Regions from separate parts of the Homo sapiens genome. Here region 1 is linked to region 2. Evidence: chromatin loops called from intact Hi-C (ENCODE). Cell type or tissue: PC-3. All regions are shown on one strand. Links, peaks and the distances in the headings refer to the core of each region. The heading gives the core; the rest is flanking DNA. Region 1 overlaps SYNE2 (spectrin repeat containing nuclear envelope protein 2). Region 2 overlaps SYNE2 (spectrin repeat containing nuclear envelope protein 2).

Region 1 (16,365 bases), core at 3,857-11,856, 63 kb after region 2:
TTCATTTGTTTTGACTTTGTAAGCCAGCATGGACACGTGGGGCATGTGTGGAGTACCAGCAAGGACAGGAAATTTGGAATCATGGTGTGTTAGAAGTGGAAGGAACCATGGGTTCGTTTTCTATTGCTGTGTAACTAATTACCACAAACTTAATGGCTTAAAACAAAACAAAGTTATCTCACAGTGTCCAAGGGTAAGGAGTCCAGGCATAGCTGAGGTGAGTCCTCCTTACAGGGAGCCACAAGGATGCAGTCCGGTGCCATCTGGAGCTTGGGGTTCTCTTTGAAGATCATTCAGGTTGTTGGCAAAATTCAGCTGTAGGACTGGGTTCCCTGTTTCCTTGCTGGCTCTCATTGACTCTCAGCTTCTAGAAAAAGCCTTTGGGCCCTAGCTCCATGGCCCTCTGACAATATAGCCGCTTTCTCAAGAAGAATCTCTCTGCACTCTGCTGCAGGCTGAGTAGCCCTTATCTGAAATGCTTGAGACCAGAAGCATTTCAGATTTTGGACTTTTTCAAATTTTGGAATGTAAGTATTATACTTACCGGTGGAGCATTCCAAATCCCAAAATCCCATATTAGAGAGCCTTATAATCATGTTAATCAAGTACTTATGGGAGTGACTACCCCATTACCTTAATCATATAACGTAACCTAGTCAATGAAGGGACTATCCCATCATATTCATATTCCTGCCCACATTCAAGTATTATTCTTTCAGGTCATATACACCAGAGGATGGGAATATTGGGGGGCATCTTAGAATTCTAACAACCAAAACCATCAGCACTATCCTATGCACATTCTTTTTTTTTTTTGAGACGGAGTCTTGCTTTGTCGCCCAGGCTGGAGTGCAGTGGTGCGATCTCGGCTCACTGCAAGCTCCGCCTCCTGGGTTCACGCCATTCTCCTGCCTCAGCCTCCCGAGTAGCTGGGACTACAGGCGCCCGCCACCGTGCCCAGCTAATTTTTTGTATTTTTAGTAGAGACAGGGTTTCACCGTGTTAGCCAGGATGGTCTCGATCTCCTAACCTTGTGATCCGCCCACATTCTTATTTCATGGGGAGAAACTGAGGTCCATAGAAGATATACTAAATTATCCAAAAAGTCATAAAGTAGTTATCAGGACAGTAAGAGCTGAATCCTGGTCTCCAAAATCCATGTCTACTGCTTGCCACTCTCTCAAGCTTCCTTCTGCCACTGACATGGTTAGCGGTAAGGTTGTATTTCAGGAAAGGAGGAAAAAAGCACCAAGACAATCAGCTAAGCCACGAATCTTTATGTAGATGCTATGAGTGGCAGAAAACCTGGAAGAACACTTACCTGCACAGTGCTAGCATGGTGACTCAGTGTCCTCAAAGAGTCATAGTCAGCAGGATTGGCCAGCAAATGACTGGTATTTTCTATCCAAGCCTCAGTGCTCTTCAGAAGGTCACTATATTCCTCCATCTTAACTGTGGCCTGGGAAAGAGATGCAGGACCAAACTTAGTCAGATGCCTTTTACTGGAGCTGAATGACTCCTAGATGAAGAGTCAATAGCTGTTAGTCAGGGGTGTGTCAGGCCTTGCAGATGTCTGCTCCCCATGGCTGGGGCTACTTATTCACCTGCTCTAGGCTATGACACTTCTGACTTTTAAGACTAACTCTGACCATAGGTGGAAAGGATTTAATCAGTTCTACTCCAACGTTATGGGCCTCAGCAAAGTTCTGGGTTAGCCTTGCAAGTATTCTGGTTCTCATTTTATGCTTCATTTTAAAAACTGGACTGTACTTTGTCCTCCTGTTCAGGACCTTGCCCTACAGTTCTTCTAAGACTAGGATGCTGCCTCACTCTTGCTAAATCACAGACACAACTCAGCCAACCACAGCTCCTATTTGGAAGGAGGGTAGAGAGGGTATCTTTTCCCCGAATGACAGTCTTTCTCATTGTTGTCTCCCTTACTAGACTCCTGAGACCACCTGCCCTAAATTCCCATTACTGGTCTTTATCCACCTGTTGGGGAGCCTGGACTTCCCAACAGTTTGCCTGGCTCTTGCTGTGGTCAACTTCTGGATTCTTGGTTCTGTCTGCCCAATCAGACTTCCTGCCTGCACTAGCATTGAAATCTGTCTCCTCAGCACCCACACAAGCCTACCATGGCCCCAGCTTCAAGTCCAAAACTGATAATTCAACAGAAACTGACTGTTTCTGAATATATTGTTTTGCTTTAACACCATCTCAATACCACCACATGATATGAAGCTATTACGAGTCACAGCCATACCTTATTCAACTGTGAGGTTCTACACTCTGCTCTCTGTGATACTTGCTGATACTGCTGGAAAGGAATCATCAAGTTATCCATCCATTCTTGAGCCTGTCCTGGGTCCTGTTCAACAATGTCCTGAACTTCAGAATCCAGCTCATTTAGTTTGGAATGCCATAGATCTAACTCGTCCCACATTTTCTGGAGAAGGAAATCGTAAGTCAACTTGAATGAAGAGGTCATAGTTTATGGAGGCAATGCCTGGTTTTCACACAGTATTTACATTTATAAATGCTACTAAAACATCACAGAAACAACATCACATGAACAGTTGTTAATTTATACCCAGCAATTTGTGATCTAAACTGAAAAACACTTTTCCTGAGCTCTCCTAACTACAACTGTATTCATTTCACTACAAATTAGCTGTAGGGGAACAGAAAGACCTGGACATTTTTAGAGATGACTGACACAAACAAGGTCAATATAGCCCTCATCTCTCAAGAGTGACAAGCAAAACATTCTGTTTAAAAAGGGCTTGGGGAAAGACTTGAACCTATTTACACTAGTTCATACACACACACGCACGCGCACACACACACACACACACACGCTCTCTTAATCTACAAAATAATTTCAAGTGAAAAAATAAAACAAAGAAAAATATCTGGGCTGGGTGCAGTGGCTCACACAATTTTGGAGGCCAAGGTGTGTGGGCTGCTTGAGGCCAGGAGTTCAAGACCAGCCTGGACAACACAGGGAAACACCGTCTCTACAAAACTTAGCCAGGTGTAGTGGCGCACACCTGCAGTCTCATCTACTTGGGAGACTGAGGTGGGAGGATCAATTGAGCCAGGGAGGTCAAGGCTGAAGTGAGTTTTGATCACACCACTGCACTCCAGCTTGGGTGACAGGGTGAGACCCTATCTCAAAAATTTAAAAAAAGAAAAGAAAATTATCTGCTGACTTGGGATGAATGCAGAGGCAGAAAGCTCTAGAAACATGTATTAGGAGCAACTGCTTTTGACTCAAGAAACCAATAGGTTGGATTCAAATCTGAACTTCGCTGGGCAGAGGAAAATTTCAAAGGTAAAATATTCAATTCTTAATGTTTGCTTAAGAACATTTTTTTCCCTATCTTGAGGACTAGGAAAATCTAACTTGTTAAATTAGGTTCCTCTGCTTAAGATTTGTCCAATAGTGAGCCATACTCTGACCTATTTTAAAAGCCCCAAATTATTAAAACATTTCCTTAAGACATAGATTAGAACAAGAATCCTTTCCCTATGCTGGAGTTTACTTGCGAATTAAGAAGGAGAATAGTGTTTATGTACAGTTTTGCCTAAGATTTTATTTTGTAAGATATTTTACAAGGGAAATAAATTTGGAATTTTTATTTTTATTTAACCTTTGCAGTCTAAAAAAGAGCTTTAATATTTTTCATATTCTATTGAATGATTTTTAGTATCAGTATCCCCAAGATAAGATCCTTACTTTCCTTTACTTGTGAAAATGCTAGTTCACAATCACAGGCTCTCAGAAGTTTGGGTATATGCCCACCATGGAAAAACAGAATTATTTTTTTGAGACAGAGTCTCACTCTGTCACCCACACTGGAGTGCAGTGACATGATCTCGGCTCATTGCAACCTCCATCTCCTGGGTTCAAGTGATTTTCGTGCCTCAGCCTCCCGAGTAGCTAGAATTGCAGTCTTGTGCCACCACACCCAGCTAATATTTGTATTTTTAGTAGAGATGGGGTTTTGCCATGTTGGCCAGGCTGGTCTCAAACTCCTAGGCTCAAGTGATCATCCCACCTTGGCCTCCCAAAGTGCTGGGATTACAGGCGTGGGTCACCGCACCTGGCCAAGAGAATAATTTTTAAATGCAACTTTCCCTATCAAGCCTCTCTAGGTGATGCCCCTGTGGATTTGGTTTACAATTTCTGTGCTTCAGATTAATTCAAAGAACTCACCCTGTGGTGACTGATGAACAAGGCAGGAGTGGGTCAGAAGTACCAAATGCTGAAGGGAGTTAAAGGAGGATTTTACCTTTTGAATTTCTTGAGCTTTCTCAATATTTTTGCTTTTCTGCTGCAACATCTTTTCAACATTATGAAGCCCATTGTTAATTTCTTCTATTTTTCTCCTCATTGCATATGATGGTGAGCTTTTTAAGACTTCATTGCTAATCTGTGAAAGAGACAAAGACGCATTTGGCTTAGAGAGGTTGTCTGCACTTTATTCATAGGTTCGAACAACAAAAGTGGTAGTCACTCTGTTTTAACTTGTAAAAATTTTTTAAGGGCTGGGGGAAGAAATTCTGGCAAATGCATTAATGAGAAGGTGGATAGGAAGACTAATAAATGGCAGGTGTGTTTACTTCACCTTTTAAATCTCATCTTAAATAAAATAAAAATTGGTTTTTTATTTGTACTGTAATACATGTATTGTAACATGTATTACAGATATATGCTGTGTTGGGCAAAATTACTGAGTGGATTGTGTGAAACATTTCCATATGGATCAAATGATATAAATGAATTCCTGGGGGATAAATTATTTTTATACAATCTTTCCATTTTATGAGAATCTATCTGCATAGATCTGTTTTCAGTAAAACCAAACTTACTCTCAAGCTGACTTTTTTAAAAAAATGTAATTCCAATCATAGTATTCATTTGGGTGAAACAACCTTCTAAAATTGCTATTTCTTGAGGATGCACAGAGCTTAATTATTCTCTGTGTAACCATTTGTAGATGTTTTCCCAGCCATCAGAAACTTAGCTACTGAACAGCGTAATTTTTTTTTATCTAAACGATTCTCTTAAAAAGAAACAAAAAAAACCTTGAGCTAGGAAAGATAATAAATGAATGTTGAATGTATCACTTTCCAAATACCTGACTGATGTGTGTTCTTGTTTTGCTATTTGATAAGGCTTTCTCCAAGCAGCTACTAAATAACCAAATAATACTTTATGCTTTTGTATAATCCTTTGTTTTGTAAATTAAAAAAAAAAACAACTCTATCTGTATAACCATTGAGACTAAAATCATCCTGTGCAGACAGTATACAGATGCTGAAACTGTAACACAGACTAAATGACTTGCTACAGTCATATGTCAAGGAAGTAGCTGAACTTGTCCCAAGAAGCGCCCAAGTCCCTAGATTGAGTCCCAGGCTCTATTCACAATATCAGGCCTTGATACTTTTATATCATGTCTTTATTCCCCAGACCATACTGCAGTCAATATTATTAGAAAAAAAAAAAATCCCACTTTGGTTCCATATTAGCTTTTCATGGCTGGCTGTGTCACAAATTACCACAAGAAAAGTTTTCTGATATTTTGAGCACTTATTCTCCTGGCAGAAATGTATACCATTGAGATACATTAGGACAGATCATGATTTAGGAAACATATGTAGCCATTTGAATTATACACAATGTTACTATGTCTGTCCCCCGGGATCCTTGAACTTCCTTTAGCTGTATCACACAATAAAAATTAGTTGCTGTTTGTTACAAATATAGAGGGTCATAGCGGAAATTTTCTACCTTGAATTTGAACGACTGATTTTGATTATTAATTTACTCTGCTAGGGATTTTCATAAGTATTCATGAGCATAACATTTAGTTTCTCTCAAAATATTTAGTATTTTCCTGAAATAAAATCAATAGTAACGAGATCCTTGAGAAAGTACGAAATAGGTTTTCTTGTGTGTTAACTAAAAAAGATTTGTTATAAATATACGTTAAGAGTTTACATGTTTTTTACATGTGAGATTTTCCTGAGAAATCTGTCATAGAATTAATGACATATTCTAGCAACTAAGTTTGAAATCTGAATTTTTTGTGTTTAAGATCTATTTTATTTATCAAGTTGTAAGTATTCTAGACAAAAAAAAAAAAAAAAAATCCTTCTGTGGATACCAGACCAAACAGAATTTTCTTCTGTTTGATATGGGCTGTCTTTCTACAATCTAATCAAAATATCTTGCTAAGCTCCTATGTTTCTAGTATTATAAAATATTTTCCACCTTTTCTTTAAATCTGGACTTTCAGGTATAAAGATTTGCTCAGGTACTTTTCATGAGAATTCTGTTAACATCATCGTTAGACAGACACTACATACTAAGTGCTATTCCTAGTGAGTTGTGAAATTTGTATTCTTATTGCCTTAGTTGTAATGTCAAAATGTTTCAAAGAATGTATTTTAAAGCAAAGTATTAACATCCAAAATGTTCAAGTGGTTGTACAGTGGTTGTACAAAAGCAAACAAAACCAGTAAAAAATATTATATAACTGTATTATAAAATGCAAGAGAAGAATAAGCATTTTGACAATTAAATACATATAAATCATCTAATTCTGTTATCTTATGTCACATATTTAGAGCATCTTTATCTTAGCATTCAATAGACACGATGGTCACTTAACTCTTAAAAGAAGTTATAGCTGAAATCCTGGCAAATGGAATTTGACATTAAATGATATTTTCCTCCTGATAGTCATTCAGCTCCGTAAATAATAACAGTAGTACAGACATTATTATTACCTTCTCATCTATGTCTTCTAAAGCTTTTCTGCATTCTTCCACCTGGGATTCAATCTCTGCAGGGACTATGGTGTACATTTCGGAATACTTGATTCGCAGTTTTTCCATAATATTCTCAAAAGTTAGTTTCCCTTTCTTAAGGATGCTTTGAAGCTCCTAAAAGCATTAAGAGAGTTGCAATACTCACGAGACTGGGGGAAAAGTTTAATTCTAAAAAGTGAAAGCAGCCTTCCAGCACATCCTTATGATTTAAAGGAGTGCAGTTTGCATGACAAAACCCCACTAGTGATACAAGCTGATTAAGCCCCAGAGACACTCAGTTTAGTCAGATGATGCTTTCTAATTTGTAAGAATTAAACTTGATATCTCTTCATAGTGTCACACCATTATCTAGAAAAGACATTACAACACCCCCTGCTTCTAAAGTACCTTTAGGATTTAATTGTATCTCCATTGCAGTCCTGATCTAAAAAGCTGCAAGCAGCAAAAAAAAAAAAAAAAAAGTTTCAAAGAAGTTTTTTGTTGTTGTTTTAACGTGTTGCTATTTCTACTTCTTCCTCCATTATCATCACAATGATTTAAGGCCACTAAAAGCCCCACACTTGGAGCAGAAGTGTCTACTTTCATGTAATTAGACAGCCCTGCAGAGCTCAACTGCTTTCAAAAGGGAAGGTTCCAGTTCCATACAAAGAATGTAGGTTTTTAGGAGATAAAAGAAACCTGAACAAATAGTCTATTGGTTGTGGCCTAGAAACCAAATCTGATCTACCTTCTCCTGCAGTAATTATAAAGGAGAAACTCATTTGTATGGGAAAGTTTCCCAAAGATCAAGTGGAAAAATACTTCTTGACTTGACTGTGGCTTTTTTGTTGTTTGTTTTGTTTTTACAGTAGCTGTTCAGTAGCATTATTTGTGTTCATGGATTGAGTCACTGTACTGAAGAATGATTACAATTTTAAATGACTCTGTAATGTGTCATTGTTTTCCTTTTCTTAATCCTCAGCAGAGGACAAATCTAGAGAGAGAAAGTTAGAGAACAATGCCATTCAAAGATGGGGTTTAATAAGTAAGTGTCATCCCGTTTTATCTACACCTAGTCCAGGAGTACAGGCTTTCATTCAGAGGTACACTTAGAAGGCTTCCCCATGAAGACTGCTTCTTTACTTTCCAATATAATAACCAAAAGTTCTGTTTAGACAGCATGTGACTTTTTTTTTTTTGAGATGGAGCCAGGCTGGATTGCAGCGGCACGATCTCGGCTTACTACAACCACCACCTACTGGGTCCAAGTGATTCTCCTGCCTCAGCATCCCAGTAGCTGGGATTATAGGCACACGCTACCATGCCTGGCTAATTTTTGTATTTTTAGTAGAGACGGAGTTTCCCCATGTTGGCCAGGCTGGTCTTGACCTCCTGACCCCAAGTGATCTGCCTGCCTGGACCTCTCAAAGTGCTGGGATTATAGGTGTGAGCCACCATGTCCGGCCAACACGTGACTTTTGAATAAACTTCCAAACATACTTTTGGGCTGTCACTATTGGACTGGAATGAAAGAGGAGATTCTTCTGAAGAAATGAGATTCCAGATGACCTGTAGGGTGTACATAGACCCTGTCAGAGACAAGGCGCCATGTCCTACTAAAGGAGTAATGTAACATACTACTTAAGAGTGGTCTGAGGCCCTTGTTCACCAAACACACTGGAAACATAGTTGAAAGAAGGCTGCTTGGTCCAGACTGGCCTACCTTCCAGCCTTGTTTCAACTCTGTTCTCTGCTCTCCAGCCACACTGATCTTCTCCCTTGGTTCTGCCCATACCATGCCACAGGGCCTTTGCCTATGCCTCTCTCTCTCTCCCCAGACCGCTCCCCCAAACCCAGCCACTGAGTTATCTCTACCCCAAGGACTTTGGATACAAGACTGTGGGCCTGTACCTGCCACATTCACTAATTCATTCCTCACTTACCTCAAATTGTTCTGACTTTTCTGGGTGATCCTGGAATGCCATATTTTGGAATGAAGTTGTGGTCTGTTGAAAGAAATTCTTCAAAGCAATTATCTCTTTTGTGAAGGAATGTCTTTCTTGGATTTCAGTCTGCACCAATTCTTTATTTTTCTGAACTTTCTGAAGAAGCCTAAAAGAGAACGTCAAAATATAATTGTTTCTTTATCCTGCTCTTCTATGAATAAAATGAAACAGTTTTATTGCAACAATTAATGAAATGCCTGAATAGCTACTAAAGGATGGTTATTTCCTCTAAGAAAAAAAGTAACAATTTTCAATAATGGATGTACCACATATAAAAACAGGTACAAAATCTACCACTTAATCAAAAACCTCTCCAAATCTTTCGCCTCAAATACTCTCTTTTCACACTTTACACTGTAACTGACATTTCTGTCCTCTCTTTTTCTCCACGTAATCCTTGAGCTCACATGAAAATGACTTAGAGGTGTGAATGGAATCACAGGTGGGCTCTTGGGGACAGACAATCCCACTGGGCTTCTTCTCTTAAGCTGACCCATTTTGCTATGGATGCAGCAAATATCAGAAGAGGCACTGAAGTGGGTAAAATCTTTCCTGAGGGTTATTTGGTAAGTATCTATGATATTGTGATATAATAAATATATACTTGATCTCTGCTGTAGTTCCTGAGACAGAGCTCTTAATACCCTTGTAGATAGGAGTGCTAGCTAGGAGAGTCTTTTGTTCTAATACTTGATTTTTGACCAGTTCCTGACACAGAGCTCCTAAGCCCTTTGTAATTTCCTGAGTGATAGGAGCATCTTTAGTTCTAAGAAGGCAACTCTAGGTGGGATCCTGAGTAGCCTCAGGATGAGGGCTGGTTGCCAGGGGAACCAACTATGTGATTAAAAGGTTGGAACTTTCAGTACCACCCCTACCTCCAACACACACCCCCAACCTCTGGGGGAGGGGACAGAAGCTGAAGGTTGAGTTGATCGCCAATGGCCAATTACATAATCAATCATGACTACATAATGAAGTCTCCATAAAAAAACCCAAAAGACAGGGCTCAGAGAGCTTCTGGATTGCTGAAAGCCTGGGGGTTCCACCACCTAGAGAGAGCAGGGAAGCCCCAGGCCCCTTCCTATACCATGCCTTAGGCACCTCTTCCATCTGGCTGTTTATCTGTATCCTTCATTATATCCTTTATTAATAAACTGGTAAACATGAGTAAAGTGTTTTCTTGAGTTCTGTGAGCCACTCTAGCAAATTAATTGAACCCAAGAAAGGTATCAAAGGATCCCTTGATTTATAGCCTATCAGCCAGAAGTGTACCAGCGGGGCGCAGTGGCTCACGCCTGTAATCCCAGCACTGTGGGAGGCCGAGGCGGGCAGATGACCTGAAGTCAGGCGTTCGAGACCACCCTGGGCAACATGGTGAAACCCCTCCTCTACTAAAAATACAAAGAATTAGCCGGGTGTGGTGGCACATGCGTGTAATCCCAGCTACTCAGGAGGCTGAGGCAGGAGAATCGCTTGAACTCAGGAAGCCGAGTTTGCAGTGAGCCGAGATCATGCTATTGTACTCCAGCCTAGGCGACAGAGCAAGACTCTGTCTCAAAAAAAAAAAAAAGGAGAAGTATAGGTAGCAACCTACTACTGATGATTGGCATCTGAAGTAGAGGTCCTCTTGTGGGATGGATTGAGCCCCCAGCCTGTGTGATCTGATGCTGTCTCCGGGTGGATAGTGTGAGAAATGAATTGGTGTCTGCTGGAGAACTGCCTGATGTGTGGGGAACCCCCATAACCAACATGGTGTCAGAAGTGCTTTGTTGCATGGTGTGTAAGGGTAGAGAGAAAAAACAAGTTTGCTTTTTCTTCAGAGCACCTCTAGCCATAAAACTACTATATTCTTTGACCCAGTGATTCTACTTCTCACTATCTTTCTCAATGAATTAGTCACAGATGAAAATATAGATTCTGGCATAAGAATATTCACTGCAGTGTTGTTATGAAAATTAAAAAAAAGTAATTTAAAGATTCCTTATTAGGGGCTTGGTTTAACACATTATGGCATATCTTCATGGTAGAATATTATACAGCTAGTTACATTTTTTATTTTTATTTTTTGAGATGGACGTTTCAGGCTGGAGTGCAATGGCATGATCTCAGCTCACTGCAACCTCTACCTCTTGGGTTCAAGTGATTCTCTTCCCTCAGCCTCCTGAGTAGCTGGGATTATAGGCGTGCGCCACCATGCCCGGCTAATTTTTTGTATTTTTAGTAGAGACGGGGTTTTACCATGTTGACCAGGCCAGTCTCGAACTCCTGACCTCAGGTGATCCATCCACCTTGGCCTCCCAAAGTGCTGGGATTACAGGCGTGAGCCACCATGCCCGGCCACAGCTAGTTACATTTTAAAAGAACATTTAATGGCATAGGAAGACAAACATGATTTGCTGGTAAATTACTCAGCAGAATACAAAACAGTACAAGTATTTTGATCTCTATTTATTTAAAAACAAAATCATAGTAAAAAAGGAGAAAAAATGATTGGCAGTGGTTATTGCTGAGTGGTGACATTAAGGTAGATTTTTATATTAATTTTTGTAATTTTCACATTTTCTGAATTTCCTTTTTTTTGAGACAGAGTCTCACTCTGTCACCCAGGCTGGAGTGCAGTGGCGCGATCTCGGCTCACTGCAAGCTCTGCCTTCTGGGTTCACGCCATTCTCCTGCCTCAGCCTCCCGAGTAGCTGGGACTACAAGCTCCTGCCACCACACCCGGCTGATTTTTTGTATTTTTAGTAGAGACGGGGTTTCACCACGTTAGCCAGGATGGTCTTGATCTCCTGACCTCGTGATCTGCCCGCCTCAGCCTCCCAAAGTGCTGGGATTACAGGAGTGAGCCACCGCGCTCGGCCTGAATTTCCTATAATGAATATGCATTACTAAACTAGAAAAAGGGCAAAAACAAACAAACAAACAAAAAACCCACAAATGATAAAAAAGGAAATTGGAAGGACATTCACCCTCATTAATACCAGGATGGAAAATGTGTGCTTAATTATAGTTACTAATCTGTTCCATCCCTTTTTATACCTATCAGTGTTGTCTCACCTCAATTCTATTGTATCATTTGCCATTATTCTATACTTTTAGATTTTCTAAATTTTGAGCCATAATTGTCAAGCACACGTCCTTAATAGTTTTTCATAAATCTTACTTGTTGCATCGTTCTTTCATAGAAGTAATTTCTTGAAATGCTGGAACAGTTTCCACAGCCCCTGAGCTTTCAGGAACATTCTGGATACTTCTGATGCGCTGAAGAAGTAGAGTCAGTAACAGCTGTTGCTTCTCCACGTTCTCTCCATATTGGCATAAACAGTCTAGCAGCTCAGAGAGTTCCTCTGTGGTGGCTGCCTCTTTTGTTTTGGAAATTTCAGGGAGTTCTTCCTGAAGATTATCTAAAATAATTGCCTCTCGTTCAATCTAATTCAAAAAACAAAAAGAACTAAAATAAGTAAAATATACAATTACATTTCAGGACCTGAAGTAGACATAATTTTTGTATGCTCTCTCTTCAAAGGGTTCCTAGTGCCATATCCTAGTCTGTTTTCCTATAGCTGGGAATATTAATCCTCTACTATCAGAATCCCATAATGCCCAGCTATTGCTCATGTAGATGTGTGACTGAAATGGAGTACTGCTGTGGTGGGCTGAAGGAAATGCTGTTGAATATCTTCATAAATAATGTATTTCTCCTTCAGATTTCAGATGGATAAAGCAACATTTCTCCTGAGATAAGCACATGAGCTCCACCAAACTGCTTTCACTAAGTATAAGAGGTTGGGCAACTATTGGATATGGAAAATTTTTCTGCTGGTCTCTTTTCTTTCACTTCCAATCCCTGTATGCTAAAAAAGTAAGGCCAGCAGGTTCTCATTACCCTGACACACAACAAAGGTAAAGCAGCCAGAATTACCAAACCAGTGAAGTATTTATCAATAGTGGTGTACACAGAACTCAGAAATACATAACCTATTACATCACATATCTAGAAACTGGGAGTTCCACCAGCCCTGAACTCAACTAAGATGTAGAAAAAAGTCTCAAAGGCCCCTGAATCAGGTCATTCTTACGCCTCCCCTCGAATCCCCTGGCCCACCCCTCGGCTGCAGTACTCATTTATCAAATCCTGCCTCAGTGATGGTTAACTCTCCTGCTCCACGTTCAAACTCATTCATGGATCTTGCAGTCATGACATTACAGGATATCACTCCAGTCATCTATGTTTATGATATCATGCTAACTGAAATGGTGAGGACCTGAATGTCCAGTCAGACATGCCAGAGGCTGAGAAACAAAGCCTGTGAAAATTCAGGAGCCCCAGTATCAGGGGTCTAGTGGCCTGGGGCATGCCAGGACTTCTCCTCTAAGATAAAGGTCAAGTTGTTCAATCTTACAACTCTACCACTAAAAAAGAGACACAGCACTGAACGGACCTTTTGGGGTCTAGGAGGCAGTATATGCTATCCTTGGGATTACTGCTCAGATGCATTTATCAGAATGCTGCCAATGTCGAGAGGGGCCTGGGGAAAAAGCACCGCAGCAGGGTTGGGCTGTGGTATAAGCTGCCCTGCTGTTTGGGCTGTATGACCCAGTTGGGTACCCAATAACTAGAATACACGGATGCAGATGTAGACTGGCCACTGTCCAAGAGACCTAGGTGTGCGCAATGGGTGCTTCTCATCACCTCAAACCTAAATTCAGTTGAATTAGAAGTCCTAGTTCTTTGCCAGACAGCTACACTTACACCAGGAAATGAGATAAGGGTTTCCATTGTATCATTTTCTGTCCCCCTGCTGGAAACTAGCATGCAAATAAAGAAATTGTTACATAGATGGGGGAATTGTACATCTAGGGTTTCCAATGTGCATCAGGGTTGAAAAAACTGTGTCTGTAATCCAGGATTTAATGGGGCACCTCTTGGTGCTTACACACCAGAAACTGGCAGATTTGACTTGATAATAACCAGAAATGGGCAGCTGTAGCAAGCACAATCCAGTAAGAGTAAAAAGAATAAAGGCTCAGACCTTTCCTGTTTCGGCTCCCCTCATCTACCACTCCTGTTCCCTGGGATCACTTTCCAAAATAAACTACCATTTGCAAGCCTCAGTCCCAAGCTCTGGTGTCCACTGTGAAGTTGGTAAGTGATTGAGAAGGGGGAATACAAGAGGGAGAACAATCTCTTTTTTTTTTTTTTTTTTTTTTTGAGACGGAGTCTCTCTCTGTCACCCAGGCTGGAGTGCAGTGGCATGATCTCGGCTCACTGTAACCTCCCACGCCCTAGGTTCAAGCAATCCTCTGCCTCAGCCTCCCGAGCAGCTGGGATTACAGGCACCTGCCACCATGCCTGGCTATTTTTTTTGTATTTTTAGTAGAGACAGGGTTTCACCATCTTGGCCAGGCTGATCTTGAACTCCTGACCTCGTGATCCACCTGTCTAGGCCACCCAAAGTGCTGGGATTACAGGCGTGAGCCACTGCTCCTGGCCACAATTTTTATTAGGACAATAATTTTACCCCAAAGCCAGGCAATTCTTCAACTTGGGAATGAATAAACAAACTGAATTCACCCACCCAAAGCAATACTACTCAGGAATAAAGAGAAATGAACTACTAATACAAGCAGCAGCAAGAATTTCAAGTGCATTATGCTTAGTGAAAAAAAGTAAACTCAAAAGGCCACAAACTGTAAGGAGTCCATGGATATGACATTCTGGAAATGGAAATACTATGAGAACAGAAACAGATTAATGGTTCCAGGGGCTGGAGGTTATGGAAGGCACTGACCACAAAGAGGAACGAGGGAAACTTCTAGGGTGACAGAATTGTCTTAAACCTTGATTTTGCTGGTGATCATGTGACCGTGTGCACTTGTCAGAACAACATATTTTACACTAAAAAGTGTGAAGACAGCCCTAGCATCAGTAAAATAGTTGCCAAAAAGCCTGTGCATTCACTTTTCCACCTAGAAGAGGCTTTGCAATACCTTGATGATTTTCCTTAGACATGGGATCCTAATCAAATTGGTTATAAAACTTTCAGGTTCACGGTCAATTGTAAAGTCCGGTCTAGAGAGGGAGAAGGACCCATAGTTGCATCATAAGCAAATCCAATGAAGGAGACCAAAAAACCCAGAACCAGCAGAAAAGAGACCCAACAAAGAAATGACTGTTGGTGCAAGTGGAAGAAGCCGGCCTCACATCTCCAATTATCTTTGACAATGTGACGTTCTTCTAGCACATTATGATCATTGAAGCATAAAATGATGATTCTGAATAACACAAGTGAATAGTTATAGTAAAGAGATTCTGTTTAAGAAAACAGGGAGGTAAAATTTTAGGGGGACACAAGTTCTATCAAAATTTAAATTTAGTTTTTAATTTGTAAACTTACAAACAGGCATTTAATTTTTAAAAAAGTCTGCTAATATAAACTTTATTTCATAAACACTGGATTATTATGTTACTATAGATGACAGGTTTAAAGCAGAAATTCACTTTGTCATATATAAAAGCACCAATCATGCTAACAGAAGCTTACATGTATGGGCTGTTAGATGATATACTTTTTATTGAATGGATAAAAGCTACACTAAAATCTTATATCAATTTGATGTATGTAAATATCATGTAAGTTGACAGATTAATGACTAAGCACCAGCGTCTAAGTTTGAATCCTCTTCTACCCCTTGTGAATTTGAGCAAGTTACTCAGTCTCACTGTGTCTCACTTTCCTCATCTACAAAGTAAGGATAATAAAAATATCCTCACAGAATTCTTGAATAGTGCTCTGAACTATCCTGTCACACAATAATTGCTCAATTTAGTAGTTGTTTTTATTATTGTTATTACAGGGAAGCATTTTTTTTTTGCTTGTGCTACTCTTTGAAAAATATTTTGTTAGCAGATTTTGTCAAATGCTTATGTGAATAATTAGAAAGTTCTATATGAATGGAGTCTGAATTAATAACACATAATTGTAAATGGGTATATAGCAATAATGTGATAAAATAAAAGGAGCAAAATCTTAGAATTAGCCCAGACCTGAATTTGAATAAGAGATGTCCCTCAACAAATATTTACTAAGTGCCCACTAAGCGCAGGGCCCTAGCCAGGTTCCAAGGTTACAGCAGTGAGCAGGACAGCCCCAGCCCCAGCCTACAGGGGTTTACAGCTTAATCAATCTCTACCTGGGGACCTTGTGCCACTACTCAATCTATCAGTGCTTCAGTTTCCCCATCGATAAAATGGTGATAAAATTTACTTCCCAGGGACAATGCAAAGATTCAGTGAGAACAGGTGTGAACTGCCTTCTCAGCACAGCATAGTAACTCAATAAATGGTACCACTATGGACAGGCAAGCACTGGTGCCAGCAGCCCCAACCAAAAGTGTAATTTACAAAGTTTATTTTAACATTTCAAGAGACTATTCACTAGTCAGGCCTCACCAGGACCACTGACATAAAATTCATTTTTAAGGATAATAGTTATAAGCAAGATAATACAATAGTGCTAAGCATTTCATCCTAAGA
Region 2 (16,365 bases), core at 2,809-10,808:
TCAGCAATGTATGAACGTGACAGCTTTGGGTTTTTGTCCTTATCTGATTAATTTTTTTTCTAATTAAGTGCATTATGTTACACAGTGTTTATTTTGAGTATCTGCTAATGATATCTTTCCATGTTTATTTGCTAACTATAATTTCCTCTTTTGTGAATTGTCTGTTCATGTCCTTTGTCCATTCATGTACTTGTATCTTAATTGTGTAAATCCATTTGTATGCATTCTCTACACAGTAAACACACCAATTATCATCATGATTATATGTAAAGTATTTTTTCAGGAATAAGTTTTCCGAATCTTTTCAAGAGTCATGGAGTGAAAAATCTACCAAAAAGCCAAGTGCATTTTTCTTTCTTTTTATAACCTTTTCAAAGCTGAAATAGCTTTGCCCCTTTTGAACATCTGCTTTCATAGAAAATGTAAAATCTCTGATCATTTAGGAGTCTGACATAATACTTGACATGTTCCTAAATAAAATTCCTCATCTTCACTTGCCTAGCTCAATTTCCCACTAAGAAATCTCAAATATAAGAACTATTTTTATATTCTCTTATAGGTACCAATGGAGAATGCTAAAACATAGGATTTATAAAAGGGCTATAGTTGAGATGATTATTAGGCTTAATAATCAGTCAACTAATTGAACGTCTTTTTTGATTTTTCAGAAAGTGTGTTTCATAAAGGTCAAACCACACATCCAGTTGTGACGCAGGAACACACCTTTCTATTCAGCATTCCATGTACACGGTGCCACTGGCGGTTCATCTCCCCCAGGTGCTCTGCAAACTCCGTTCTTTCATAGCGCTTGCTTTCTACATCACAGGTGCTTAGCTGAAGTAATGACTGGTTAACGAAGTCAACTATCCACTGTTTATAGTCCATTTCCATTCTAAACTCCTAAAATAAGCAAAGTTAAACACCAAAGCAGTCATGAATGTTGGTCAGATCAAATGGATTTCCCTTTATGTGCTCGAGGGGGCACCAAGCTCCCGTCCATTAATCAAGGGGCACCTGTCAGGAGTTCTGTTCTACCCTCCCCAACCTACACCAGGAGTTGGCTTTATTGGAGTAGGGATTCTTTTGGGGAATTACACAGAGATGCACTGCTTTCAAATAGGCTGAAAAGTCAAAGGGGCACTATGTATGGCAGTTGCTATCATCTGAACCCTGACCACGACCCAGGATATGACAAAGCTTCCTGGGGGAGGCTGCCTGTCAGCTGTGCTGGAATTCTGGGCCATCCTGAGGGCTCACGGAAACAACCAGATGGGAAATAGGAAGTAAAGTCTCTTTCAGAAAACCCAGGACACCTTAAGGAACTCTGTCATTTAGGCAGCTTCCCTGTTCCTTCGGGGATAGTTAAGGCCTCTCAGGTGGCTTTAGAAAGTTTGGGTGGCTTTAAGTTGTACAGCAATCCTAAACCCACCCAGGGCCAACAACATTTCTGCCAAACCTGTCACTTACTGATTTTATCTCTGCAAGTTCTAGCACCTCTTTTGGAGACACCCGGGGGTGACAGTCATGTGGTATGTGCTAGGTTGCTAGAGCCTGTGAGAATATACACGTGTAGACTTTTCGAAGATTTTACTACACACTGAAGTTAGGATGTGATGGTACATAAAAACAAAATTCTCTGCTAATATCTTGCTTGGTGATTAAGCCATTCATCTTCTGCCTACCAGAAGCTAGTTCCATCAGCCTGCATGGTCTTAAAGCAATGACCACACTTGTCACTCATCTTTGTATTCCCAGTGGCCAGCATAGTGCTGAGCACACAATACACGTTTGCATGTGGCTCATGAAATGTTAATTAAATCTACTTGAAATTAAATATCACAGAGAAGGCCACATTTATATCTATTTGTAGAAGGATCTCAATATTTTCTTACTCATTCTCTTACTCAAAGAACATTTCATTAACACCTGTTAGAGGAAGGCAGGTATTGGGATAGGCGTGCTATATTTTAGCAAGGTGAAGGATGGCCCCTGGTCTCGAGAAGCTCAGTCAAGGTGGGGAGACAGGCAAATAAACCAATAATTATAATAATGCATGATAGGAGCTACTAATAGCATCATGGAGACATCTAATCCAGGAAAGTCACCTAGTCTGGCTGGGAGAGTCAGGGGTGGATTTGCAAACAAGGACAACTCGAGCTGACTATGGAAGATGACTAAGAGGACGTATACAGTTAAACGTGGGCCCTGGCATTCCAGGTAGAGGGTGCAGCATGTACACAGGATGATAAGGGAGAGCACCAAGAACAGTTAAGGAATCAAAATCACTCTGTCAGGCAGAGTCTGTGGTTATTGGGGGTGGTGGGATGGGGATAAAAAGGTGAGACCACAGTCTGTTAAAAGCTTGCTTGGATTGTCCTGTGGTGATGGGGGCTGGCAAAAGGAATTTAAGTGGAACAAAAGCAAGTCTACTAACATCTCTCCAGAATCATCCACCACCCCAGTTTCCTACCCCTAGAATTAGTTTTTTGAAATTATATCCTATGTGTCCCTTTGTCCAGCATTACCCCTCTGATTAGCCTTCTTGTTTCAATGAAAAGACTTCTGCTCCTTTTGCATAATTACCTTGTGCTTCTGAAGAAGATGTTTAACTTGAGATGCAGAACTTGGTGAATGCACGGAGTCTTCATCTGAAGTTTGATGCTCCACATTGTTCATCCAGCTAATCATTTCTGTGATTGCTTTACGAGACGGCAATTTCTCCATTTGAAGCTGTAAGAACAAAATGATTTCCATTTAATTGCCTGCAGTTAACAAAATGAATCAGAGCATCACTAAAGATGATATCTGGTTTGATAAAAGGTCTTGCTATATAATTATGCAGGTTACTCAAAAAAAAAACAAACCCAGCATTCAAACTTAGAATAAGCGACCCCAAAACAATGACAATGACCTTCACATAAACTAACACAGTGGCAAAGATAAACTGAGAAATAAAGTAATTAAGCCTGATTTCTCTCTTAAGAAAAATCCCATTGGAGGAGGGTCCAGTAATTAAGACTTATATTCAGTGGTGCCAGAGAAAAATAGGTAGTGTCAATGAAAATTATTGAGTCAGAGAAATAATTTTAAAAGAGTTATGAGCTAACAAGTGAATGCTAATTCAAATGCTGAGGCTCTAAAGACTTACCTGGTGAAGTTTTTCTTGAATATCTGGAAGTTGAGTTATGAGCATTGTCCATTTTTGTTCAAACTGTGCTAAAGAAGCTCTCAGTGTAGCTGTATCAGTTTCTTTCAGGTGAAGAAGCTGGTTCCCGATACTGATAACGGCAGTCTTCAAGGAGGATTTTTCATCAACTTCTTTTGAAAACTCCTAAAGGAGAGTTTTAAAATTTAGAAACTTAAAATTTAAATATAGCAGAAAGTAAGAGTCGGAATAACTGGCTAGAGTCAACAAATAAACATAGTAAATATACGAATGTGTATACACACACACACACACACCCCTTTTTCCTACTGTTGGGCATTACATACACGATGGGGAACAAAAGAGATGGAATGCATACCCCTCAAGAAGCTTATCACCCAGTGGGTTAACATTTTTAAAAATAAGTCATTATTTAAATGGGGTAAGTTTTACAATAAACTATGGAACCCAACACAAAGTGCACATTAAATGAATTACTTGCAACAAGTTTGTAATTAAAATGTTTAAATCTTTCCTATGTAGAAATTCTTTCAAGTATGTTGAAAAAATTTACATTTTAATAGCAAAGTTAGTAATCATAGCTACGAAGTATGAAAAATAAAAAAAAAACAGGAAAAGTCTAACAGAAAAGACTACGTTTCATAAATGCATTGACCAATAATCATTTTGTAATTATATTACAAGAGTAATACATTTTTATTTCCCCCAAAATTTGGGGGATATTTTTGAATTTTTTTCCAAAAAACACCTCAAAACAATGGAACAAAAGCTTTTTAGTAGAAATATCAATTTTGTTTACAATAATTTAAAACTATGCATTTATTAATGTTAACATTTATAAGTTAATAACCTTATAAAGTTGTTTTTGGGTCTTGTATTTTTTGTATTTGTAAAACATGACCTATGTCAGTGCAAGTTTTTTGAGACTGAGTTTCACTCTTGATGCCCAGGCTGGAGTGCAATGGCGCCATCTCAGCTCATTGCAACCTCCACCCACCGCGGTTCAAGTGATTCTCCTGCCTCAGCCTCCCGAGGAGCTGGGATTACAGGCATGCACCACCATGCTCGGCTAATTCTGTATTTTTAGTAGAGACAGGGTTTCTCCATGTTTGTCAGGCTGGTATCGAAATCCCGATCTCAGCTGATCCACTGCCTCAGCCTCCCAAAGTGCTGGGATTACAGGCGTGAGCCACTGCACCTGGCGCAAGTTTTAAATTCAGATATATTTTATGGGGTCAATTAAAAACATATTTTATTATAAACGAATGAACAGTATAAACAGTTCTAGGTTTGAAGAACACAGCTGCCATTCGCCCAAGTCTTACCCCTTATCCACAAATAAATACGAAGACTATCACATCAACCCTGATGCTTTTTCCTTGATATTTATTTCTGACCAGTAATTAACTGAACATATGCTATTACAACTTACAAAAAAATTGTTGATGTTGCTTCTGATTGTATCCAAGTCCTGAGACACATTGAGGGACTGTTCTTTCCAGTAATTCAGAGTATGCTGGGAAGATTCCAACCACTTGGTTAACTGATCCGAATCTCTGTTATAACTAACAGGAGCAAAGTGAGAGAGAAGGCAGATTAGAAACATATTCTGATAATGATATGCATCACCAGCAAATTTTCTTATTTTATTGTATGTCCTCCTATGTTGATCAGTCCTAACATTCAGAATATCATGACGTTAATAAGGATTATATCATGTTTTATACCATGATGCTCCTGGCATTTTCTAGGACTCTCTTCATTACAGCTCAGCAAGAACAGTGAGGATTTTAGGCCAGATGTGGTGGCTCATGCCTGTAATCCCAGCACTTTGGGAGGCCGAAAAAGGTGGATTGCCTGAGGTCAGGAGTTCGAGACCAGCCTGAAAAACATGGTAAAACCCTGTCTCTACTAAAAAATACAGAAAATACCCAGGCATGGTGGCAGGCGCCTGTAGTCCCAGCTACTCAGGAGGCTGAGGCAGGAGAATCGCCTGAACCCAAGAGGTGGAGGTTGCAGTGAGCCGAGATTGCGCCACTGTACTCCAGCCTGGGCGACAGAGCAAGACTCTGTCTCAAATAAAAAAAAAAATAATAATAATAATGAGGAAGTCTAAAGCATTCTTTATTTCTTATTACAGCTACACAAAAGTATACCCAATGAAGGAACAGAGATTTTTATCCATCAAATGTCTTCTATAAATTTGTTTATATTAAAAATATAGGTCAGGCACAGTGGCTCACTTCTGTAATCCCAGCACTTTGGGGTAACAAGGTGGGAGGATGGCTTGAGCCCAGGAATTTGAGACCAGCCTGGGCAACATGGAAAAACCCCATTTCTACAAAAAATACAAAAATTAGCAGGGCGTGGTGGCATGTGCTGTGGTTCCAGGTACTTGGGAGGCTGAGGTGGGAAGATTACTTGAGCCCAGGAGGTCAAGGCTGCAGTGAGCCACGATCACGCCACTGCACTCCAGCCTGGGTGACACAGTGAGACCCTGTCTCAAAAAATAAATAAAATTACATACACACACACACACACACACACACACACACACACCATACATACACACACACACACACACACACACACAACCAGCATTTGTATAAGCTGTATAACAACAAACTGCTGCTGGCTGAACACCCAACGTATTTGCCCGAGGTAGTGAAAATATTCAAACAATATTCTGCCCTTCTTGTAACTTTTAAACTGCCTTAGATTAAGATGCAGGGATGAGAATGATGTTTAAATGTTCTATGTTCTCCTCCTTCCTCACACGGTTCAAGATTATACCAACTAAGCACAACAAATTCTCCAAAGAACTCAAAAGCCTATTTCAAACTATTCTGTTAGCTAAAATCATTTAATTTTTTTAATTTTAAAACTTTTGGAAAGAGCAATATCATGGTATAAAGGTAACCTATATATTATTTTATAACATAATTCCTAGCTTCTATAGAAATGTGTAAACTAGCTGGGTGCAGTGGCTTACACCTGTAATCCCAGCACTTTGGGAAGCTGAGGCAGGAGGACTGCTTGAGGCTAGGAGCTTGAGACCACCCTGGGCAACAATGTGAGACCCCATCTCTACAAAAAATTTTATAAAATTAGCCATGCACGGTGGCCTATGCCTGTAGTCACACCAACTTGGGAGGCTGAGGCAGGAGGATCGCTTGAGTCCAGGAGTTCAAGGTTGCAGTGAGCTATGATAGTGCTGCTGCACTCCATGCACTCCAGCCTGGGTGACAGTGCAAGACCTTGCCTCCTTAAAAACAAAAAAGAAAAGAAAAGAAAAGAAAAGAAAAAACGATCACAGCAAACTGATTACATGTTATACTGTGTCTAGCAAACCATCAGAGATTCTACATCGCGTTTAGCCCAGAAGAGGGACCCAACTGCTTTAGACTGCCCAAGAAAAAACAGCATAAGGTGGGTTGCAGGTAAAATTTAGTTGACTACAGAATCCCCGAGGTCTTTCTTCACAGCACAATATGAAGCCAATCCACCCCCAAAAAGGCTGACCTGAGCAGATGCTTGAGAAGAGCTTGCAGCCTGTGGAGCTCATGGTCAATTTTCTTGTTCAGGGACAACCACTGCTCTTCCAGTTTTGCGATCTGGCCCTCTAATTCAGGACAGCTCACAGACGCCACCAACTGTTTGCCTTCGTTCAGAGTTTGGTAAAGCCGGGCGTGTTTTCCACCAATGTTTCTTTTTATTTGCTAATAAAAAGTAAAGTCATAGAATGAATTATTTAGAAAATAAAGTCTGCCAAGCTATTCACAAATACTGCATTTAAAACTGACATTTGTGTCCACTGATAAAACAGTAACACTTTCCCAACATTCAAGACTATATAGTCTGACTGGATGCATGATTAATGGTTTATTGGTTACCTTTCATGATAGGTGTCCAATCTTGCATTTCTAGAGCACAGATTCAACTTTGTAGACTTACTGGCTGGATGCAGTGGCTCATACCTGTAATCCCAGCACTTTGGGAGGCTGAGGCAGGCAGATCACCTGAGGTCTGCAGTTCGAGACCAGGCTGACCAACATGGTGAAACCTCCTCTCTACTAAAAATACAAAAAATTAGCTAGGTGTGGTGGCGCATGCCTGTAATCCCAGCTACTTGGGAGGCTGAGGCGGGACTTGGTGGCGCACACCTGTAATCCCAGCTAGCCAGGAGGCTGAGGCAGGAGAATTGCTGGAACCCAGGAGGTAGAGGCTGCAGTGAGCTGAGATTGTGCCACTGCACTCCAGCCTGAGCGACAGAGCGAGACTGTGTCAAAACAAAACAAAACAAAACAAACCAACCAACCAACCCAAATCAACTTTATAGACTTATTGCATACAAACAAAAAACAAGCTGGCAGTCATTAGGCCATGCTGAGCTCACAGATAGGTTTTGTGTGACCTTAAGATCAGTTTGAAAAATCAGGAAATCTTACCTAATAATCAGGATTGCCAGTGTCTGTGGGAAAACTGGAAGACCTAGCAATTGTTGGTCTGCATCTCATGTGGCAAAGGGCGGCTGTAACTGAGCAGCAGCTGCTGGCTCTAGGAGAGCCTACTCCCTCTCCTTTTCCCTTGGCTCAGTCCCCACCACCCCTCTGATTGCAGAGCCAGTAGGGTTTCCTTATTTCTATTCTGCCCCCGAAAGCACTTCAGATGGTGACTTAGATATGAAGAGGATAAATAAAATAGTATTTCTCTATTATCCATGAGATGCGAATACTAGGCAGAAAAATTCATTTCCAGGGTCTTCTACTGAATATAAAGATTCAGTAGAGAGAAAGGAAGAAAACTTTAGAAAAATAAATTAAAACAGCGTATCATTAATCCAACTTCACGGAAAGAAAAATGAAATTCTTTGAAGAGAAGTCTGTCTAAAGGTAATTATCTAACACAGCTGGATTCAGCTAATGCCATTTATCCTGACACCTGTTTAATCTTAAAAAATAAATTATTAACAAAACAGAAGGTTTGCTATTTTCAAATTAAGTTAAGCCTTTTAAATCATTACCAAAAAATTCCACGTCCATAGCCCTTTCCACCACTCCCATTTGTAATCCCCTCCCCCCCGTGTCTGAGCATCTGTATTAAAAGAAAAAAAAATCAGTCTAATTTTCTAAGTGAAGTGCTAGATTCTTCACCTTTAAAACATCTCTGAAAAGTCTTAATTCACCCCCCAATTTTTTTTTTTTTTTTTTTTTTTTGAGATGAAGTCTCGCTCTGTCACCCAGGCTGGAGTACAGTGGCGCTATCTCAGCTCACTGCAGCCTCCGACTCCCGGGTTCCAGCGATTCTCCTGCCTAAGTCTCCCAAGTAGCTGGGATTATAGGCACGTGCCACCACACCCAGCTAATTTTTGTATTTTTAGTAGAGATGGGGTTTTACCATATTGGCTAGGCTGGTCTCAAACTCCTGACCTCAGGTTATCCACCCACCTCGGCCTCCTAAGGTGCTAGGATTACAGGCATGAGCCACCACGCCCAGCCTAATTCACCGATTGTATGCATGGGATACAGTCTGTGCACGAGTAACTAGGCTGAGCCAGCATTTGAACACAGGTTTGTTGACTTCAAAGGCCAGACAACTGACTCCTAGGTTCCATGCCCCACAGACGACGGCTGATCAAGATGACAACATCTGTCAGACTCACACAAACCTTTCCTTGATTCTGAACTGAGAATGGCCTATGAAGTCCATATGTGAGATGGGCTTTACAGGATATGTCTTCTTTAGTCTGGCAAATTTATTTAAAAGTCTTAGAACAATTTTTTTCTTTTTAATATTTCAAATGTAATAGAATCACACATTTTAACAGATATGGTCACTTTTGGAGAAAACAATCACACTCATATTAGGTTGGCTAATATTAGACTGTTGCTTAAAATAATAAGCCTTAAAATACTGTTCTCATCTGCATTCTTTCAGCTGTTTAGATGATACCTTCTGTATCCCTAGACTAACAAAGAGCTAAACAGTACTCTCATCACCCCCACTCCCACCCACCCCAGAGGACTCAGATTTACCTTAGAGTTAGGCTCAATATAATTAATAAGGCGGCAATGAGACCAACTGTAGCTTTCCAGGCATCTAGGGAGTATAAATACAGTGTCCCAGCCTCTGGAAAATGTTCCTTATAGAGGTTAAAATACCTCCATGGAAAAGAGAACCCTGGAATTATTTCCTGCTTTCATTTTCCAACTAGTTCATTCAGGCAATAAATGTGCTTTTGAGGTTTTAAAGTTGATATTTCATAACTGCCTCTAGCCGCACAACTCAGATTCTGACGGCATATATCCTAAAGTTAAAACTAGGAATTTTAAGTTCCTGGTGAGAAGACTTAAAACTTGTTTTTATCTTGTTGGTCATGTTCTCAATGTCACTTGAAAACTATTTTGAGGTTTTATCTTTTCTTTCGCACCAAAATTAGAGACACAGAGACAGATGATAACAACGCAAAAAGTTACACAAAAAAGTTTAAAAGTTTGAGGGTTTTTGTTTTTTTGTTTTGAGATGGAGTCTCGCTCTGTCACCCAGGCTGGAGCGCAATGGCATGATCTTGGCTCACTGCAACCTCCACCTCCCAGGTTTAAGCAATTCTCCTGCCTCAGCCTCCCAAGTAACTGGGATTACAGGCACATGCCGCCATGCCCAGCTAATTTTTTTTTTTTTTTTGTATTTTAGTAGAGACAGGGTTTCACCATTTTGCCCAGGCTGGTCTCAAACTCCTGAGCCCAGGCAATCCACCTGCCTTGGCCTCCCAAAGTGCTAGGATTACAGGTGTGAGCCATCGTGTCCGGCCTGAGATGTTTTTATAATGCTGGTGACAGGTAAGATTATTGTCTGTCTTATGGGCTACGTCTAGTCAGGACTTCACTGTAGGAATAAAACGAAATATATGTTTAGAGGCCGAAGGCTGACAAAGTTCTTTCCATTCTTCAGCTCATTTCCATACTAGTAGCTCACTGGCATTCACTTCCAGAGACAGGTAGAATTGGCTCGATTATCTGCATTCCACAGATAAAGAAATTGAGGCTTAGGGACAGCAAGGTCACAGAAGTGATAAGTGATGGAGCCACGACTCAAGCAAGGTCCTCTCCCCCAAGCCAGACATGTGGTTATGCTAAGGAGTTCACATTCAAATCTGTAGTCTCCCTGAATACATTCAACAGTGAGTTGTATGATGAACATTTTGTTTCAATTCAAACCTTCCAAATCAAGCCACTTAGTCAAAACAAATGTAAAACACAAAGTGCTATGGACACGCCTTTGATAACTTAAATGGAAGACAAATACCTGGTAAAATGAAATCCTTTCCACTAATCTTTCCTCTGTTTCTTCCACCAAACTCACAGAGGGCAATGTAGATATAAGAATTTCCAGGTCCTTTTCAAGAGATGCATAGTTTTCATCAAATTCTTCCCATTTCTAGAGAATCAAGGACATAAAATTAGTGGAAGCCCTTTACCAGATTGGTTCCAGATAACAACATAATTAATCACAAAACAAAAATGAACACCAAGACCATACAAAATTAAAGCACAGATTCCAGGTGTGTTCGAGAGACGTAACCCCACCCTGGTAAGCGCTCAGCATCTAATGGAAAAGAATTCCATCACCTTTGAGGACAAGGTTTAAAAAGAATCTGAGTTGGCATTTAGTGTTTTATGCTTGTCTTGTCAAACTGGGTAACATGACTAAAGGAGTAATACAATGAAGTTAAAATGATACTCTTAGCAACTCCGTAGAGACCTTGGAGCCACAAGAGAGCCTTTCTCTTATTAGGAAAGGGAAAGAGCTAACTTTTAGACCCTTACTCAACAGAAGCTATTAGGCTGCTCCTGCTCTCCAAGCCCACGCCCAAGCCCACCAAACCCCCATGCCACTTGCAGCATAGGTCTGCTCAAGGTGTCTTTGAGGAGTATAGGCTTACACTTCATCAGGGGAGGACAACTGCCTTAGCCCTAGTCTTGTCATCTTTTAGCTTGCCCCGTTTCCATGGATGCCCACCCCGAGGACCCCAACACACCACAGAGCTGAGTTATTGACTCCAAACATTGTCTGTTAGGAAAAGAACCACCTCACTCTTTTCCATATCTATTCACATAGTGGCTCACTTGGCTTTTATAGAACACTCACTGGGTCCATGGAGTCTTTTTTAAAAAATACCATGACATATTATAAATATCAACTTGACACACTAACTAGAAAATAAATTTTGTTAGCAAAAAAAATAACACCATATTACACTATCAAGTTAAACATTTCCTTCCTTTTTTCTTTTTTTTTTTGAGACAGAGTCTCGCTCTGTCGCCCAGGCTGGAGTGCAGTGGTGCAATCTAGGCTCACTGCAAGGTCTGCCTCCCGGGTTCACGCCATTCTCCTGCCTCAGCCTCCTGAGTAGCTGGGACTACAGGCGCCCACCACCACGCCCAGCTAATTTTTTTTTTGTATTTTTAGTAGAGACGGGGTTTCACTGTGTTAGCCAGGATGGTCTCGATCTCCTGACCTCGTGATCTGCCCCCCTCCGCCTCCCAAAGTGCTGGGATTACAGGCGTGAGCCACTGCGCCCGGCCTCCTTCCTATTTTATTTCCTTTAAGTACTAACATTGGCTATGAAAGGTGTGAGGGGAATGCCTCAAAACTGAGAAGGAGCTTTATGCATGCTTATTTTTTTCTTTGAGTTTAGACAAGATTGTCATCCATTTTAGGACATCTGGGCCTGTTCTCTTGAAGAAGTACAGTTTTTAAACCAATAACTGTTTCACCCAAATGATCTCATTCAAGGTCTCAAAGTGCTTATCGTTTTGCTTATTCATACATGAACCTAAAAGGCAGAGAGACGCAGTACCATCCCCAATCTATGTATGAGAAATCCCAGCCAACTTTTCCTTCAGGGAGCGGCCTCAGAACCTGAGCAGGGGTCCACATTCCTCACTGTCAGGCTTCCATTTAACTATAGCTTAATGATAACTAGATACTTCTTCTCAACACCTGGGGTGGTGATGGAAAATCAGCAATTCCCAGCTTCAGTACAACGTTTACATAACCCAAATACCTGCAACAAACTCTGCAGCTTCATACCACATTGGCGTGACTTTTCTTCTAGTATTTTAACTTCTGTTACTTGTTCTGCCCAAAATGTCTCTCTGTTTTGCAATAAAGAAGGAAGTATTTTGGCAGAGTATGCTTGGATCAACAACATGTCAGCAACAAGCTTCTGGAAAAAAACCTATGAGATGGAGAAAGTTTTAATATTTACTTTGAAATTGTGAAAACTCTTAAAAACCAAGTTACTTCAACTTTATATCCAGTTATTTTTGTTTTAAATCCAAAATCCCAGGACATCCGTGTAGAGTCAAATTGACCAGCCTGGCCAAGATGGCAATACAAAAATTAGCTAGGCATGGTGGTGAATGCCCGTAATCCCAGTCATTTGAGAGACTGAGGCAGGAGAATCATTTGAACCCGGGAGGCGGAGGTTGCAGTGAGCCGAGATTGTGCCACTGGACTCCAGCCTAGGTGACAGAGCAAGACTCCCTCTCAAAAAGGAAAAAAAAACAAAAAACAAAAAAACTCAGTCTTTGAACACTAGTGGAACTTCAACAAATTATAAAGTATTACCCTTAGGTGTTATTTTCCACTAAATAATCCATTTTAAATGACAAACATTTTTGTCAATTTCAATTTCCAGATAGATCTTTCTAAATCAGTTGTTTTGAGTCTAAATGCTACAAAAAGATAGATGCCAGCTAGGTGTGGTGGCACACATCTATAGTCCCAGCTACTCAGGAGGCTGAAGTGAGAGGATTGTTTGAGACCAGGATCTCGAGGCTACAATGAGCTATGATTACACCACTGCACTCCAGCCTGGAATACAGAGTGAGACCGTGTCTCTTAAAAAAACAAAAACAAAAACAAAAACAAACAAACAAAAAACAGATGTCACTGTGGCTGATGAATTTCAAGACAAGTTGGATGGACAGATGTGCAAACTCAAGCAACCCACATATTCGAAAGACAGGTCTCCTTAACCCTGGCTTTAACTTCTACTCAAGAGAATGACTAAATAAAGGGAATTTGCTGCTTTATAGGAATCCTGGACATAAAGCTTCCTGTATTTGTATTTGAACTTCAAGAACCTTTCAAGAGGAAGGCTTTATTTCACATGGTTCTTCTCCATTTACAGTTGTCTGGAGGGATCCCTCCATATTATGTGAATCCCTTCTCCTAAGCCTTGAAAAGGACATATACATAGAGACGTTTATAAAAGCATCTAGCAAGGGGCCTAGCACACTGCAGATAATCAATATTATTTTCTCCTCTTCCCCTCCATCCTTCATACAATATTTACCTTTCAATTTTTCTTAGACTAAGCTCTACCTTCCAAATGCTAGACCATAAGCTTACCTCAGGTAGGAACCGTCCTACACATTTTTAATTATCAGCACCTAGATTACTCTTTATCTTTAGTTGGTGATCAAGAAGTTTTTGTTTAATGAAATGAATTTTAAAAATCAAAGGATTTACTATAGTCTTATACTACATAATAACACACTTTCCTTTTGATTCTAGTTCTCAGGAAAGCCTTTTCTTCTTTTTTTTTTTTTTTTGAGATAGAGTCTTGCTGTGTCGCCAGGCTGGAGTGCAGGGGCGTGATCTCAGCTTACTGCAACCTCCGCCTCCTGAGTTTAAGCAATTCTCCTGCCTCAGCCTCCCAGGTAGCTGGGATTACAGGTGCCTGCCACCATACCCAGCTAATTTTTGTATTTTTGGTAGAGACAGGGTTTCACCATGTTGGCCAGGCTGGTCTCGAACTCCTGACCTCAGGTGATCCACCCGCCTCAGCCTCCCAAAGTGCTGGGATTACAAGCATAAGCCACTGCGCATGGCCAGGAAAGCCTTTTCTAACTTTCCTAAGTCACCTTCTGCTATTAAATGCTCTCATAGAATGTATCCTCATTTTAATTTTAAATTTGTTTGAAGACTTGTTGATAAATATCTATCTTCTCAATCAGGTGAAAGCTCTGTGAATGTAAGGAACTGTGTCTGTTTTTACTCATAACCCAAATTCCTAGCATGTACCAGGGTTCCTGGTACACATTAAGCATTCTAATAGATGTTTATTAAAAGAATGAATAGCTTAAATTTCAACAAAGAAGAAAAATGGATCCTTTCTGTTCACATTCAGAAATACCTTAAGATTTTAGTCTATGAAGGGGTCACCCGACCCATGTGTCTGTCTCACCTTGTGATTTTCTATTTGAGCCTGTAACGCCACTTTACTTTTGGTTTGTTTTAAGTGGCCATGAGCAAGCTTTTCCTTCCCAATCTTCACCAGTTCCACCATGCCTTGCAACAAAGCATCTTGCTGGCTCTCAGTGACGAAAGGGCTGCTGAGTTCTGTGTACCTGGCTCTTAGCATTCCCCACATACTGTCAAGTACATCCTGAAAAGAGAAGAGCAGGTGCACACATGCATTTTCATCCAACCGGGGCAATAACTGAAAGACAAATCTAAACTCTGCTGGTGGAAGAAAAGGATCTGGCTCCTCACAATCACAGTGCTGAGTCAATGTTTTCTGCTCAGGCATACCTCTAATTTGTAAACCTCCTGGAGTAAAGCATAAGGTAAATGAAGCCTCTCCCCTTCATCTCTTAGTTTGGCCACTCGGCTCTCGGCGTTCTCCAGCTCCACTGTATATGCATCTGCTTTCTAAGTGAGAGACAATACAAGAAAAGAAAACCCTTCAGTAAGTCAGAGAAGTACACATAGTTATCTAAAAAGAATTAAATAGTACAGAAAGGGATGAAGGGAAAAGCAAAAATCCCAGCTCCCGCTCCCTCACCTCCTGCTCTCCTTAACAATCTTGCCAGAGGTCCCAAGTTCCTAACATGCTCCATACCAGTAGGGGTAGACATGCATATCCCTAAACTCAATGAACTGCACCACAGCATTCTGTCCTGCGGTTAGCATTCCTCACTCACCAGCTCTTCAGCATCTCTTCACATTGGTATACACATATCTAGCTCCTTCGAAACAGACACACAGCATGCTATTGTAAGGGTGTACCCTGCTTTTGTTATCAGTCAGCTCTCAATGGACTTTTGGGCTATATACAGTTTTTAATTCAAGCAGAGCTGCTGGGTCCATCCTTAAATATTTATGACTTATTTATTTATTTATTTAGAGACAAAAGTCTGGCTCTGTCACCCAAGCTGGAGTGCAGTGGCACAATCTCAGTTCACTGCAACCTCCGCCCCCCAAGCTCAAGCAATTATCACACCTCAGCCTCCGGAGTAGGTGGGACTACAGCCGTGTGCCACTGCACCTGGCTAATTTTTGTATTTTCGATAGAGATGGGGTTTGCCATGCTGGCCAGGCTGGTCTTAAATTCCTGGCTTCAAGTGATCCACCTGCCTCAGTCTCCCAAGGTGCTGGGATTACAGGCGTGAGCCACCAACCTGGCCAAAATATTTATCTTTATGCACTTGTCTTATATCCTTAGGAGGAGTACAAGTTCAGCACTTCAAACAGTGCTGGAACATAGTGGATCCTCAATTAATATTTGCTAAATACATGAAGTCAAATTATTGCTGGAAGAGAGAGTATTCATGTTTAAAATTCTGATATACAGACAAAGGATCCCCAGGGCTCCCCTGGCAAGAGGATGAGGGTCTCATTTTCCAATACCCTTACCAACACTGGACATACACATTTTGTCATGGTTGATAAGTGAAAATGGCCTCCTTTTGTTTTAATACATTGTGCTTCAGAAAATTAGGAGATGTTTTTAAAAAGTCAACATAAATAGTTCTCATTTTTTATTTATTTACTTAAGCCTTGCTGCTGCTCACAAAGGAAAGTAGTTCAGAAGCACGGCTTATATGCAAAGCTCTGTGGTTCAAAGTTAAGTCAGTCTGAATTATTTTGACTTGATTACCTGAAGCTGTTCAGCAACACTCTGCCCACTGATTTCATTCAAAGACTGTTGTAAAGATGTCTTACTCTTAATGAGCTGATGATATAATCTCTTTATTTCATTCTGTAAGATAAATGTCGGAAACTGAGCAATCTCATTTAGGCCTTCATTATCTTTTTTTATATTTAGTTGGTTTTTATAATTTTTGTGACACTAGAAATTTCAAACAAATACAAAAATAGAGAAATCCCCATTTTATCATCATTAA

The links. A loop is a pair of places that touch in the nucleus more often than their neighbours do. Peaks named below come from ENCODE experiments on the same cell type or tissue, not always from the same donor. Only the 100,000 strongest peaks of a DNase experiment are listed, where the experiment ranks them.
Region 1: a loop joins it to region 2, with 2.1 times the contacts of the local background. A loop is called at or near these places in 3 of 110 quality-filtered maps.

What each region holds. Positions count from the first base shown.
Region 1 is chr14:64,066,537-64,082,901 of GRCh38, reverse strand. SYNE2 (spectrin repeat containing nuclear envelope protein 2) reads right to left here. Exons shown (of 116, transcript NM_182914.3): 52 at 11,992-12,257; 53 at 8,766-8,934; 54 at 6,802-6,957; 55 at 4,296-4,436; 56 at 2,264-2,446; 57 at 1,322-1,459. Among named protein-coding and RNA genes, the nearest start is that of MIR548H1, 20 kb to the left of the region's middle. RefSeq lists an enhancer at 8,212-8,713. In PC-3, for the core only: no CTCF peak of the experiment used is centred there; a DNase peak (open chromatin) is centred at 7,691; H3K27ac peaks cover 1,125 bases.
Region 2 is chr14:64,128,307-64,144,671 of GRCh38, reverse strand. It overlaps SYNE2 (spectrin repeat containing nuclear envelope protein 2), which reads right to left. Exons shown (of 116, transcript NM_182914.3): 74 at 16,119-16,220; 75 at 14,771-14,890; 76 at 14,424-14,624; 77 at 12,234-12,407; 78 at 10,472-10,603; 79 at 6,689-6,885; 80 at 4,599-4,731; 81 at 3,149-3,331; 82 at 2,584-2,730; 83 at 724-900. Among named protein-coding and RNA genes, the nearest start is that of MIR548H1, 41 kb to the right of the region's middle. In PC-3, for the core only: CTCF peaks have their summits at 6,614 and 6,817; a DNase peak (open chromatin) is centred at 6,801.